Linked DNA regions of Homo sapiens: region 1 is linked to region 2. The links are chromatin contacts, found by Hi-C or POLR2A ChIA-PET in ENCODE. All regions are on one chromosome and are shown on one strand. Each heading gives the region's core, a stretch centred on a gene start or an enhancer-like site at or near the end of the contact. The rest is flanking DNA. Distances are from core to core; before and after follow the strand shown. Region 1 overlaps ZBTB7C (zinc finger and BTB domain containing 7C). Region 2 holds the start of ZBTB7C-AS2 (ZBTB7C antisense RNA 2).

Region 1 (7,523 bases), core at 2,063-4,562, 42 kb before region 2:
ATTTTTAACCGTGATGTATGGCACTTCTGACTGAAGGGGACAATGCCATTTGGGAGTCTGTGAGGTTTAAGACGTTCTGCAGTTGCCCGGCACTGCAGCGCTGCCAAGCCCTGCTCTAATAGCACCTAATTTGTTAGGGTAACAGGGAAATGGCTGTGATTGCTGCCATGTTCCAGACGAACATGGCAGCACATCCCACCCAGCACTGCTTCCCTTTGGGTGGAAGTAGAATGGGGGAGAGAGAGGGACAAGTAGAAAAGTCAGAGGCAATGAACAGCCGATGCATGACAGAGCCTCTCTCCAGGGAAGGGCAGTGGGGAGTGGGACCAGAAACGGGCCCTCAGGGACTTCTACCGTGTCTATAAGAGTCTATACAAACAAAATCCAAAGGCAAACACAGCATACTACTAAGATATGACGATGCTGGGTGGGGTTAAAGGATGTTTGTTATGTAAGTCACCATATGTCAATACTTTTGAAATATTTTGTAATTAAACAACAATGTAAAATAAAAAATAAATCCAAGGTCCAGGGCATCTTGGGTAGTAAGCCACTCTTTGTGTAGGAGAGAGAGCACTCTAGAACATGCGGGCATATGTGCTGCGTGTCTCTAGACCAGCAGCCCCTAACCTTTTTGGCACCAGGGACTGGTTTCGTGGAAGACAAATTTTCCACAGACGGGGTGGGGTGGGGGAAACTGTTCCACCTCAGATCAACAGGCATTAGTTAGATTCTCAGCTGGGACTACAGGTGTGTGTCACCATACCCGGCTAATTTTTGTGCTTTTAGTAGAGACGGGGTTTGGCCATGTTGCCCACGCTGGTCTTGAACTCCTGGACTCAAGCCATCTGCTCACATGCATGGTTCACAATAGAGTTCGCGCTCCTGTGAGACTCTCATGGCTCTGCTGATCTGAAAGGAGGTGGAACTCAGGCAGTAATGCTGGCTCCACCCGCCGCTCACCTCCTGCTGTGTGGCCTGGTACCTAACAGGCCACCCGCCACTACCAGACTGTGGCCCCGGGGACTGGGGACCCCTGCTCTAGACAGACTCATAGGACATGTGTGTCATAGGACACGGCATTGGGAGAGCACCCGAGACTCGGGAACGTGCTGTGGGAGAGGAGCTTCTTTTCACTATGTGGCCTTGAAGGTTTTTGGGATGCTCCATCGTGTGCCTGTATTACCTAATTTTTAAAAATAATGTAATTAGTTTCCAAGACTTCAGAAAAGACAAATAGAGATGGGAGAGGAAAACAAAAGGAGACATCTTAAAGGAAAATAAAAAAGGAGATGAGGAGAGAAGAGCCTCTTGAAATGCTAGGACTCAGCCTTAGGCTTGGTGGTGAGGGTTAGCGGGGACCACTAGAGGCTCCCGAGTGAGGAGCCCTTTCTGAGAGCAGATTTCTGAGGGCACAGAAAGGGAGCCTAGAGGAGGAGGCTGCCACCCTGCCTGGCACAGGGTTCCATGGGATGCCCCCTCCCCATCCTGCATGGGGAGCAGCCCAGGCCTGCCTGGCAGCCATCCAGGGGGCCTGAGCAGGTGGTGGGGGGTGGTGAGAGGTTGGGCAGGTGCTGAGACCAAGGCGCATGGGCATGGCAGGTGGTTGGTGAGGCCCAGGCCACGGGCCATCTTCAGGGGGAGGTGCAGCCCCAGGAGGGAACTCTCTGGCTTGGAGGTAGCTCCCCTGTTGGACACTGACTGTGAGGTACCAGTGGAAGGGAGGGATTTATGCTATGGAGATGACCGAGCCCGGGATCCTAGCCAGTCTCTAATTGGGCCAATGCAAAACTCCGTCCTAGGATTGTTCAGATACTTGGAAGATATGTCTTTGTGTCTTTGGGATGGGTCCCCCACCTGACCCCTATCTCTTCCCCACTCGCCTGCGACTGCCCCCCTCCTGCTGCTGCTGGGCTGAGGGAGGAGGAGAAGCCAATGCGGACAGTGAGGGGCTCTTTCAGCTGCGTTGGCTCAGGCCTGCCACCTAGAGTTTCAGCTCCTTGTGAATTCCAGGCTGCTCTAGGCCTCTGAAACCATTTCAGCCCCAAAGTGAGCCAGGCCAGTAAAATGAGCTTTGTAAAGTTTTGTTGAATTGAATTTGACCACCAAGAGTTGCTTGTGTGTGGCAGCGGGTGGGTCAATTGTGCCTGACTTCCTCAGCTAAAAACAATCTTAGCCTGAGTCCTCTTGGGCTTGGGTCCTAGAAGGCCAGGCGTTCTGGGTCTGCCGGGGAAGGGAGAGGCTTCTAGCGCCCAACGCCACTGGATCCCGCCTTCCTCACATGACGCAGAGGAAACATTCTGGAAGGAGCACCCCACGAAGAGGCCACCAGGGACTGCTACCTCCACCTCCACAAAATCATGCTGAGTAAGCTAGAAACATCATCTGTGCAAGCCCCACGGAATGGTGTTAGAGATATCTGGAGCCTCAGTTCTGAAATGTGGCCCCTGGGCCACAGCAGCTTTACCTGGGGACTCATCAGAATGCATATTCCCAGGCCCACCCTGGACCTACCGAAGACTCCGGGGCATGGCTGGGTGCTCTGTGTTTAACAAGACGTTACTTGCAGGCAATGCTGATGTGTACAGAAATTGAGGCCTGGGCTTCTCCCCTGTGGAGGGGAAAGAGACAGGCAAGTGCAGTCAGAAAGCTTCCTGAGTGGCACTGACTTTCATGCCCAGGCCTGGTGTGTGCCCTCTCACCTCCTATTTTTCAAGCAGAAGCAGGATGCCCCAAGCAGGGAAATATTCTCTCCAGTGTACTGCAGCCAGCTTGCAGTAGGCAGAAATCAGAGCTCACGGTTCCTAATTCCTATTCAGTTGCTGAAGTTGTATAAATGAAAAAGAGGAGGCCAAGTGGCAGGGCAGCAGATTCAGGGAAGGTACAGATTAAAATTTTGGGAACTAATAACTCACTTAGCTGACTCATGGAGCCAAGATAGCCTTCCCTGCCACAGCCCTGGGGCTGCATGAGATCAGCTGGAATAACTGTCCTGCTGGTGTTGGGGGAGGGGTGAAGCCCTCTGTGTGGGGACAAGCAGTGACCAGGAAGGGAGGGGTGGGGGGCAGGTCAACAGCAGGCATGCCCTGATGTGGGGACCTTACCGTGTGGGTGGAGGGCAGCTGAGCGCCAGGTCCATCTCAGCTGCTAGAGAGCCTGGCAAATCCTCACAAATGGCCTCGCTCTGGGCTGCACCCAGCATTGTAGGAGCGGCAGGGACAGCTGGGAATTGCACTTCCTTCCCAGCACTGGCACCAGAGGAGCTGGCCTGGGGCACCTGTCAAGGGGATCAACATTTGGAGGCTTGTGTTATAATGGGAGCCAAGCTAGAAACAGAAAAAAACTCACCTAGGAACGGGGCCTGGGAGTGGGGGTGGGGGTGTGCAGGATTAATTTAATTAAGCCCTGCTTTGGGGACCAGGCTAAATTTAGTAGCTGCTTCGGCTGCTGGTTCAACGCCTTTCCCACAACTCCCTCCCATCTGCCCATTGTGCCTTCCGCAGGTGATTAATTTCAAATTCCAGGCTGGCATGTGCACACGCACCTGCTGATTGCCTAGTCCCCTCTCCAAGCCTCTGCTAATGTGCTCTCCGGGCTCCCAGGGGAAGGTGCATGCTGAACCACGCCAGCAGCTTGCTTGCCCTTCCCCAGGGAGGTAAACACCGCATTCGTGCTAATGACTCCCACGGTGGCCATAGCAGGCCCAGGCCCAAGCTCCAGCACCTCACCCAAGAAACACGGCCACAGCGGGCCTGATCTCCAGCTTGTTCATTTCATTGTTCTAGGTGAAGTTTAAACAAAAGGTTGAAAGGCTGGGCATCGTGGCTCATGCTGGTAATACCAGCACTTTGAGAGGCTTAGGCTGGAGGATTGCTTGAGGCCAGGAATTTGAGACCAGCCTGGCCAATATAGCAAGACCCTGTCTTTATTTATATTTTTTTTTCTTAAAGGTTGAAAAGTGTGCTAATGTTCTGGACCGAAGTGACTGAGACTACTAGAGTTTAAGCCTGTGCCTCATAGGGATGAGGGGAGAGGATTCTCTTACCCCCATTTTTGGTCCAGTTCTACACTCTTCTTCTTTGATGATTTATACTTGGTCTGTTCAGTCTTTGGACTGCTTTTATTCTAATTACCATCGCGCCTATTTGGGGAGCCATTTTGAAGTTTATTAGTATCTCCCCCAGATTTAAATTGTGTCAAAAAGAGAAGGGAATTGGGTGGGAGATGCTGCAAACAATACTAAGTGCCAGACGATGATTTATGGGTGCCGTGGCCTGAATGTTTAAACGTTTATGTCCCCTCAAAATTCCTATGTTGAAACCCTAATTCCTAATGTGATGATATTTGGGGATGGAGCATTTGAGAGGTGAATAGAGTCAGATGAGGTCATTAGGGTAGGGTGCTCATGAATGTTCTTGTAAAAAGAGGAACAGACTGGAGACATCTCTTTGTGTGCATGCAGTGAGGAAGGCCAAGTGAGGACATGAGCAGTAACGGAAATCAGCCAGCAGCTTGATCCTGGGCTTCCCAGCCTTCAGAACTGGGAGCAATACATTTCTAGTTTTGAAGCCACCCAGTCTATGGTATTTTTGTTATGGCAGCCCACACGGACTAAGACAGTGGTTTAGAGCACTTGTTTATCAAATGTTTGTTGAGTATTTCTGGTGGGCCGGACATTGTGCCAATGCAGAAGCTGTAATGCTGAGTGAGACACAGTTCCTGTCTCAAGGAGCTGATATTCTAAGGGAGTGAGAGATAAGCAAAGCTGACCATGGCAGGGGTGGGGGTGTCACCACAGTGCTTGCCACCGAGTGAGGGCTCAATGAATAGCAGCAGCAGTAATAGTAGTAGATTTCAATGCTTTATGCTGGGAGCTGGGCTCAATGGGTGAGAGCATGAAGGAGCTTTCTTTTTCTCACCTTGCTGTTTTCCATACCACTCCATGGACTCCTTTCCAGCTCCTGAATCAAATCTAGCTTTTCTTGTCATACCCAGGTATTGAGGAATGGCTTTGTTTTTAGGTATTGAAAGTCTAGCCCAGTTTAAAGCTTGATCCTCAGTCTTTCATCCAGTTTTCAGTTTCTGCCTCCTTCTCCACCCCAGGTCCCTGCCCAGGTTGGCTACCTGCAGCAGACGAGCATGAGGCATAGACAGCATCTCTTCTCTCTGCTTGCCCCTGTCCTTCTCTCTTGCCAGCTGCTGCTTCTGGCCTCTCCAGGGACAGGCGCAGGAGGAGGGAGTTAGTGGTCCAGTGCTTTAGTGGGTCTGGACACCTTGGAGGTCAGAGAGGCCATGAGTCATAGTGAAAAGCTCTGGAGTCACACAGGCCTAAGCTCGAACCTCACTCTATCCTTAGTAGTGGTAGGACTTTGGGGAAGTGGCTTAACTTCTTGGTTCCTCAGTTGTGCCCACTGTAGAATGGAATGGAATGATAGCACTTGCTTTAACGAGGAATTATGGACATTCTTGATAATGTATGTACAGTGCCAAGATGTAAGTACTTAACAGATCGTAGCAATTTTTTTTTTTTGAGATGGAGTCTCCCTCTGTCACCCAGGCTGGAGTGCAGTGGCGCCATCTCAGCTCACTGCAACCTCCGCCTCCCAGGTTCAAGTGATTCTCCTGCCTCAGCCTCCCAAGTAGCAGGAATTACAGGCACCCACCACCACGCCCAGCTAATATTTGTATTTATAGTAAAGACGGGGTTTCACCATGTTGGCCAGGCTGGCCTCAAACTCCTGACCTCAGGTGATCTGCCTGCCTCAGCCTCCCAAAGTGCTGAGATTACAGGTGTGAGCCACCACGCCCGGCTAATGGTAGCAATTTTTAAGAGGCTGAGTCCCCTATTGGAGTCTCTCCTAGCAGAGATCTGGTGTTCTACATGTTATGAGTTAGCCCTGCCTCCAAACTCCAGAAAGCTTGGCCAATCCCCCTAACTGCTGTGTTCACTTCCCACCCAACCCCTGCCACCATCACCATGGTGACAGCACTCTTTGGTCAAGAGCACTGGAAAATGACTGCAGTGACCATAATGGCTGTGGCTATAGATTGGTGCAATCTTTTGATTAATTACAGGTCTAGGAATATGAATGATTTTAAAGCACTTTCCAAATTCGCAGTGCCACATCAACACTAAGATGGTTTTCATAACAACCGAGTCCTGGGCTGCCTGTCCCGGTGGATACGCAGGCCTGGGCTCCCTGTGGGTTTCAAGAGCGTGGCTCTCAGGTAGGTTTCTCCTTTGCTGCTTTGCTCCTTTGCTGTTGCCACCTTACCACCTTGGAGTTTCCCTTGGATTTTAATCCCCCAAGGGAGGAAACACCTTTATGGAATAGTTTTTGTTGCTGCTTTGTTGAATCCAGGCCAGCTAGGTAGAGGAAGATTCGGCTGTCATTCCTTTTATATCCCCAGAGGTAGTTCTCAAACATCCCCCCTCACCACCACCCTCCCTGAGTTTGTGGAACCACAAACTCAAGATGAGAGGCCTGGGATGGGAAGCCCATTGCCATAAATGTTTGGCTGCTTCATGGCTAAAGGCTGCTGAGAAGCTGCTCACAAGTGAGATGCTCTTCAGCCAGCCCTCTACTTATAGTGGTGGTGCATTCTTACCAAGATGCCAGTGCATTTGAAGGATGATGTCCCCAAAGCAGAAGGTTCTGTGGTACCTAAGATGGAGTTGGGGCTAGGGTGATGATACCAGGCACCCAACTCTTTTCACTTTCCAAACTTTTAAATATGACTTGAGGAGCCTCTCATTTTATAGAGCCTAGAGAATGTTCTTTCCACAAATCCTAGCAAGAGATTACTACTTCATATATTGGCTTGGGGCCAGGAATTTTGACTTTCGTTCACTGTCTCCGCAGCACATAACACCTATGTGGAAGAGGAGGAGGGCACTCTTGGACTAGGGAGGTGGCAGGAGGGGTGGCTTTCCGCGGGCTGTCCTGGCTACAGCCACCTAAGCATAGTGGGAGGGTGTCTGGGCAGCCAAATCTTCCCAAAGTGAGATGGCGAGGCCTTGCCAGGAAGAGGATGCAGGCCCAGGGGACGGGCGCCTGCGGCACAGAGCTGACTAATGGTCCAACTCCAACAATAGATCCTGTTGTCTGCCCAGGGAAGGAAGCACAGTCTGTCCCCAACCCCCACACTCTTAATGACCCTCAAAAACACCACAGGGGAGCAGTTCTGCTTAGCTCCCCAGGATAATTAGGGTCTACCCTGCAGCAAGCGAATCAAAGAGCAGGGCACGCCTGCCCCTGGCACTGCAGCTACCTGACTGGAAGGCTGCAAACCTCTTCACCTTACAGAAGCCATTGCCCACCCTCTCCCCGCACAGAGTCCTGCTACCCCTCAGTAGCTTTGGCGGCCCTGAAAGGGAGCCCTTCTAGTACGGCTGGGACTGGGACTGAGAAGGAGGTGGGACTGAGGCTGGGGCACTTTGGCTTTTGGACCTTGGAGTCCTGGCTGGACCTAACAGCCCCAGCCAGAAGCTACAGGCATGGCCTGGAGTAACAGGAGCCATC
Region 2 (7,557 bases), core at 1,280-3,779:
AGCAGGGAAAGGTTTAATCATAGGGCTACTGAATGAGGAGATGGGAGGAAACCTCAAATCTACCTCCCCAAGAAGTTTAGGACTGGGGTTTTTAAGGGCTTTGGAATGGGCTGAAGTGTGGAGATTGTTGATTGGTCAAAGAATGCAGGGTAAAGTGGAAGCTGTATTGTTGTCTGGGGTAAATACATGGGGTTCGTCGTCTTGTGTCAAGAAGATTAATGACATGGACACACACACATGGAGTGGGGTAAGGAGCGGAAAGTTTAATAGGCAGAAGAAACGAGAGAGGAGGATAGAGGTGTCCGAAAAAGGGAAAAGCGGCGGACTGCAGCAGATTTTATAGGCAGGCTTGAGGAGGCAGAGCCTGATTTACATAGGGCCCACAGATTGGTTCAACCATGTGTGATGTTTACATAGCAGCGGGGAAAGGAGAAGGCTGATCACCCCACCCTAATTTTATTATGCAAATGGGCTTTCCACTTGGCCAGGGCCATCTTGTCTGCTCCTTACTGTACACGTGGCTGGCAAAGAGAGAAGGGAAGATGGAACCGCCATTTTGAACTTGCCTATTCCTAGGTAGTATTTTGCTGCCGGCATTCACCCATGTAAGCTTCCAGCTTTCTTGTCTATGTCTGCAGCTTGATTTTACAGGCTGCTCTTTATTAGAACATGGTTTGGGGGCTGCTTTTCGTTAAAAAGGAAAACCTTACCAACAACTCCCATACCCTCACTATCTGCATAAGTAATTTCTTCTTAACTCCTATATCAGAGTCATGGGACAAGGTGATGAAGAAACTGTATTCTCATGAGATTCACTTCTTCTATGGGGGTCTTCAGGCTGGTTGGTATTAGCTGTTTTGCTGGAATTTAGGATCTAAAAAACAAGCAATTTTTGAGATCCTACCTATTGGAACAATGGGGATGCATGTGGTCAGTATCTAGTGCTACTGTGACTTTCAGTTACAAGGAAGTAGGTCAAAGCACAGCCTGACTAATGCTTAATTATAACTGTATTTCTATCCAGAATTCTTGTTAACCCTTTGAGGGTTACTTCAGTACTATTTCTTTTACCCCTTTTTGGGTGGTTCTTTTCCTGGCTTTGGGTATTTTCCTGACATGTTTGCACTAATCGGTACTCTGATGATTACTTGAGGGGAGCCCTCTACAGATCTCTGAGGTTCTTTCTCTCTCTTCTCTCTGGTGCTCTGTCCTATGAACTTTAACTGCCTTGATCTCCCTGGATGCTCAGCTCTGTCTCTTCTACTCAGGAAGAATGCTAGTGCCTCAGTTCTCCCTTCCTGCTCTATGGCCTGGACACTCTCTCAAGGCTACAGTTTGGGCAATTGTAGGGCTCACATTAGTTTTTCTCATCTCTCAAGCACCACTGTCTTTCAGTGCCTCATGTCTGGTGTCTTGAAAACTGTTGTTTCACCTATATTGTCTAGTATTTTAATTTTTCCAGGTGGGAGGGTAAATCCAGTCCTTGTTTCTCTCTACCTTGGCTGAAAGCTGCAGTCTGCCCTGGATCTTTATTTTTTTAAGTATTTTTAAAGGTATTTATTTTACCTTGACTAGATCCCTGGCACAGGAGGGATTTTTTTTCTTTTTCTCTTTTTCTCTTTTTTTCAACCCCTATTCCACCATAACCCCATCAGTTTCAGAGCCCTGGAAGGCTCTGCCTATTCACCCACACAAATCTGAGTGAATCCTATCCATCCTTAAAGGGCCAGCTCAGGGCACTGCTCCAGCAGCCTTTGCACTGCTGTTAAGTCCAAGCACATCTCTTTCCCCTCCTCTCTATTCTATAGGTCTATACAATCTTTTCAATATTGACTTTGTATATGTATGTCTTCCTCTAAACTGGATGGATCTTTAAGGAAAACACTGGGATTCATCATCTCCCTACATATCACCTTAAGAGGCAGTCACCCCAAATCTCTACATTCATCATAGAAACAGAAATTCCACTAATAAATGTCAGGGACTGCCTCCTTAACCTTGGTGCTCTATTTCCCTCCCACTTTCAGCATTCTGGCTTATTCCATGGGTGGAGGAGGAAGCCAGGTTGGCTTGGTGGGAGGGGAATGGCATCAGTGTGAGGTCACGCCACATCATCCAGAATGACAGCTCCACACCATTGTGACACATTGCAGGATTGAGCGATGCAGTTGGAGGAAAGAGAGGGAGACCCATGTCACTTAGACTACAAACAAAAGGGGGGCAGGTGCAAATGCAAAGCAGGGACCTGACGGGAAGAGGCAGGTACACCTGAGCACACACCAGCAGTGCCTGCAGAAAGTGAAGGCAGGGAGAGAGGAGCCATGCCCCATGAGGGATTTTTTTATTATTTAAGAACGAGGAAACTGAGGCCCAGAGAGAGGAAGTAACTTTTCCAATCACAAAAAAAGAGTCAGTGGCAAGAGGGAGAACTAAGATATCTTTAGGCCCAAATGTACTTGCCATTGTGTTATATTCTCTGTACAAGTTGTCCCAACTCACAATACCTTCACAATGCACTATTCTCTCCATAGTGCTATGAAGAAATGGAAGGTCAGGAAGGTGGATAAACTTTCCCAAAACCACACAGCTAAAAACATGTTTCAACCCCTGGGTTGAGTCCAAAGCCAGTAGTGCTTTGTAACGCAGTCTCCCAGTTCTTCTGGCTAATAGTAAGTGCTGCTTTTTTCAATTCTTTTTAAAAGTTTATTTGTTCTTTCATTAATTTATTCTCTTAACAAACATTTATTGATTACCTTTTCTATATCAGTCACAATATTAAGTGCTAGATAAAAATATGGGTAAAAACAAATCAAGTGGTGTCATTGTCTGGGGTAAATACCCAAGATTCATCTCACACCAGAGAAATTGAGAGCGTGGACACACAAGAAGTGAGTTTAAGAGCAGAGGTTTAATAGGCAAAAGAAAGAGAAAAGAGAATAGCTCTCTCTCCTGCAGAGAGAGAGAGAGGGACACCTGAATGGGTCTCCCAGTTCCATGGTGAAATGCACAGGGTTTTATAGGTGAGCTTGAGGAGGTGGTGTCTGATTCACATAGGGCCGCAGAGATTGGTCAGAGCAGGTGTGACGTTTGCATAGTCCACGAAGAAGCTGGCCATCCCGCCCTGATCTTTTAGTATGCAGATTGGGTTCTCTACCTGGCCAGTGCCACATTGTCTGATCCTTACTGTACACATGGTTGACAAAGAAAAGGGAAGATGGAGCCGCCATGTTGAACATGCCTAGCCCCAAGTAGTCTTTTCCTATTGGCACAGCTGCTGGCATTCACCTGTGCAAGATTCTAGCTTGCTTTTTCAGGCTGCAGCTTGATTTTCTGGGCTGCTTTTTGTTGGAAATGATTTGAGGGCTGCTTTTTGTTAAAAGGAAATCCTTACTGAAGACTCTTTTACCCTCACTATCTGCCTAAATCATTTCTTTTTAGATCCTGCATCACAAGTGTGGTCCTTACTTCCCAGGGTCCCTCCCCTAGTATGAATGTTAGAACTAAGAATACAAATAAATGCTATCAACTATTTTATATGCTATAATAGACTTGTTTGTTTTGTTCAAACATTTTCTTTTATATTCTTTATTTCTTTATTTCTGGGGGGAGACAGGTTCTTGCTCTGTCACCGAGGCTGGAATGCAGTGGTGTAATCATGGCTCAATGCAGCCACAACCTCCTCAGCTCAAGTGATTGTCCTGCCCCATTCTCCTGAGTAGCCGGGACTACACAACCACGCCCAGCTAATTTATTTTTATTTTTATTTTTAGTAGAAACAAGGTCTTGCTATGTTGCTTAGGCTGGTCTTGAACTCCTGGGCTCAAATGATCCTCCCAACTCAGCCTCCCAAAGTGCTGGGATTATAGGCATGAGAGGTTATGCCTGGTCAGATATTTTACTTTTAAACACATGCCGAAGTTTAAGTTCAAGCAAATCACAAGAAAAGAAGCATTAGTGGGTTAATTCAGAGATTGTCTCCTATAGAAAAATTTTATAGAAAAACAGGATGATTAAGTAATCACTGTTAGACTGGATATAAAAAAAAAAAAAAGATTGTTTCAAGATCATTAGATCCTGACTGACAGTCAGCTGAGTGGGTGGGTATCTGGCTTCCCAGAAGAGGTCTTAATCTCATTAAAGTTTGTCAGAAAATTGCTTAAGCATTTTATCAATGCTAATTTCTTCCCAGAAAGAGCTTGGAAATTACATCATGCAAAAAGGTTCTGTCCCATTCCAAGTTTGGGACTGGGTTTTTTTATTAAGTATGGGCACATACCACAGTGGAGCAAAAGAGAGATCAGGTCAATTCCACCACAAGGACAACAGTTAGTGATAACTAGCATCATCTGAGTGTTATATGGCAGGCAGTGTTCCCTTCACTTGACACATATTAACTCATTAATGCTCACATAGTGCTGTGAGGTAGGGGCTTTTCTTATCCCCTTTTCTACAACGGAGGAAAGTGAGGCGCAGAGAGTTTAACTAACTTGTTCAAGGTCTCCCAGCTAGGATCTAGCAGAAAGATCAGGAAGGTATCACAAGGAAGGTGGGTGAATCTGTTCCCCAAGGGGAAGATGGGAAAGAAAATATTCTGGGAAGACTGGACCCCCAATCCCATTCTATGCTATGAAGCTGTGCTTGTTTTCAAAGATGTTGGGGGTTCTGGATCAGTGGAACCACTTGACCCCTGCGCATGTCACTGGGGAAATCCATTTGGGCTTGTGCCTGGGTTTTAGAGGGTGGCTGAGTCAAGTCCCAGCTGTGTTTCTAGACCATGTGTTCTGGTTTGGGCAAAGTGGAGACTCCCCTCCACCTAACAGCTTTCAGACACATAAGCAAAACTTCCGGCCAAGGCAAAAACACATTAGCTCTGCCGGCCATGGACAGGTGGCTGGAGTGGTTTCCAGGGTCATTTTCGCTCTAGCCTTAGTGTTCCATCTTATTTTGTTTGCCTCCTCCTTTGTTCGACATATTTCTGCATTGCCTTTAAACTCCACAGCAGAGGGAGTGTTAAAAGTGGTGGTAAGAAGAGTCTTGCTATTGTAGTGTAAATAAAGTAAAGATGATAAAGTTTTACAGGGCTATGTACAAATTGATAGTTGGTGCAGTATTACTTCAGGCACAGGAAGAGCCTTTCAGAATCTAACCTGTTAGAAATTACAAGAGCTTCTGTGTGAAAATTTAAAGAGAACATTTAAAAAATAATATTTCTTATGTCACCTATAAAATTCTACTAACCCCAAACCAACTATTATATTATTTTTACTTATTATCTCTTCTAAATGTAATACATGCTGGGAGTGTTGTCTGTGGTATATGCCTACTATTTTGTATTCTGCCTGTTTTCAATGACCAGTGGATCATAAACATTTTTCATGTTTCTGCATAATTACCATTTTAATGGCCACGTAATATTCCATTGTACAGAGGTGCTGTAATTTATTAAACCATTCCCCTTAATGTTGGCCATTTATGGTTTTCAGTTTGGGGCTTTTATAGATAACACTACAGTGAGCATCTTCTTGCAAATAGCTTTTTGCTGCTATTGAATTTCCATAGGAATAATTCCTAATAGAGGCATTACTAGTAAAGGACACAGACATGTATATGGCTCTTTCTCTATATTGCTGAATTGCTTTGCAAAAATATTATTTAATACAGTGCCATCACTCTGGAATGAATCTACTAGCTTTTTCTCCACTTCAATAGCAGTTAGCAAAAACTGTTTTTCTAATTTGACAGATAAAACAGTATTTCAACTTGCTTTAATTTACATTCCTTTGTTTACTAGTGAAGATTACTATTTCTCCATGTATTTGTTTATATTGTATATAATTTTCTGTGAATTATCTGTTTGTTATGGTCTTGGTGTTTTTATAAATTTAAATGCACTCTTTGTAGGTGATAACTATTAATCATTTTTGTTTTGTTTATTCAAATACTTTGTTGTCCTTTTTAATTTTTATTTTTATTACAGAAAAGCTTTATATTATGTATGGAAATTGTCAATCTCAATCTGTGAGTACTTCTTATTTTTCTGAAGAAGAGATAGTAATTCTTTTACCTATCTCTTGTGTGTTTTATATGCCTTTCATTTAATCATTTATTCAACATCGAGTTACCAGGTGCCTTTTGTGGGCCGGATATTCTTCTAGGTTCTGAGAATCTAAAATTTTCATCTTCTTGGAGATTACATTTTAGCGAGAAGAGAGACAATAAGCAAAAACATAACTAATAAGCATGGCAGCAATAAATCTTATAAAGAAAAAAATAAAGCATAGTCAGAGGACAAACAATGACCAGGGAAAGATTTAGTGTTCAGGACAGGCCACTGACAAAGTGACATTTGCAATAGGGAAGACAGGGAGGGCCAGTATCAAAAGGTATCATTCAAGCAGACCTGGATGAGATGACAGAGGGAACAGAAAGTGCAAAGGCCCTGAGATGGGAACATATGTGGCATCCTGAGTGTATTAGTTTGTTCTCTCACTGCTATAAAGAACTGTCTGAGACTGGGTAATTTGTAGAGAAGAGAGGTTTAATTGACTCACAGTTTGCATGGCTGGGGAGGCCTCAGGAAAATTACAATCATGGTGGAAGGCACCTGTATTAGTCTGTCCTCACGCTGCAAATAAAGACATACCTGAGACTGGGTAATTTATAAAGGAAAGAGGTTTAGTGGACACAGTTCCACATGGCTGGGGAGGTCTCAGAATCATGGCAGAAGGTAAAGGAGGAGCAAAGTCAACGTCTTACATGGTGGCAGGCAAGAGAACTTGTGCAGGGGAACTCCTATTTATAAAACCATTAGATTTTGTGAGACTTATTCACTACCACAAGAACAGTACGAGGGAACCACCCCCATGATTCAATTATCTCCACCTGGCCCCGCCGTTGACACATGGAGATTGTTACAATTCAAGGTGAGATTTGGGTGAGGACACAGCCAAAACATATCAGCACCTCTTCGCAGGGGGGTGGCAGGTGAGAGAATGAATGCAGGAGGAACTATCAAACACTTGTAAAACCAGCAGACCTCAGATCTCGTGAGAACTCACTGTCATGAGAACAACATGGGGGAAACTACCCCCGTGATCCAATTACCTCAGCCTGGTCTCTCCCTTGACATGTGGGGATTATGGGGATTACATTCAAGATGAGATTTGGGTGGGGACACAAAGCCTAAGCATATCACTGAGAAACAGGGAAAGCCATGTGTTTGGAGTGAAGCAGAAGAGGTGGAGAATTGGACAAAACAAGGTTGTTACCAGATGGTATGGGGCCAAGGACACTGGATTTAATCTGAGGGAGATGGGAAGCCACAAAGTTGAGAGGGCATGAAACAGACATCTGATTTACAGTTTAACAGGATCACTGGATATTTTTATATTTGAATCATTTTGGCTGATTTAACTCTCCAGGTATGTAATCACATCATATACAGGAGATATTTTTGTCTCTTCTTTTTCAGTATTTATTTCCATTGGGGTGTCTTTATCTTTTCTGTCGTTGTTTTTAAAAACTTTCCAGACAATGTTAAATAATAATATTTTTATG

What was found. A loop is a pair of places that touch in the nucleus more often than their neighbours do. ChIA-PET counts read pairs that join two places held with the same protein, here RNA polymerase II (POLR2A).
Region 1: a map of endothelial cell of hepatic sinusoid shows a loop between it and region 2 (6-fold over the local background). The contact joins the enhancer-like site here to the promoter of ZBTB7C-AS2 in region 2. A Hi-C loop is called at or near these places in 2 of 168 maps with a recorded cell type or tissue (Ramos and endothelial cell of hepatic sinusoid). POLR2A ChIA-PET finds 5 or more read pairs at or near these places in 5 of 52 experiments (H1, MCF 10A, OCI-LY7 and 2 more).

The regions. Positions count from the first base shown.
Region 1 is chr18:48,290,205-48,297,727 of GRCh38, reverse strand. The region is part of intron 2 of ZBTB7C (zinc finger and BTB domain containing 7C); the gene reads left to right. Among named protein-coding and RNA genes, the nearest start is that of ZBTB7C-AS2, 42 kb to the right of the region's middle. RefSeq lists enhancers at 1,055-1,836, 2,856-3,150, 3,403-4,186. Within about 2 kb of position 3,312, at least 7 of the 41 ENCODE cell types and tissues checked have a DNase peak (open chromatin) inside an H3K27ac peak, as active enhancers do.
Region 2 is chr18:48,247,273-48,254,829 of GRCh38, reverse strand. It overlaps ZBTB7C-AS2 (ZBTB7C antisense RNA 2), which reads right to left and starts at 2,529. Exons shown (of 1, transcript NR_172886.1): 1 at 1,993-2,529. All of the region lies in intron 2 of ZBTB7C (zinc finger and BTB domain containing 7C), which reads left to right.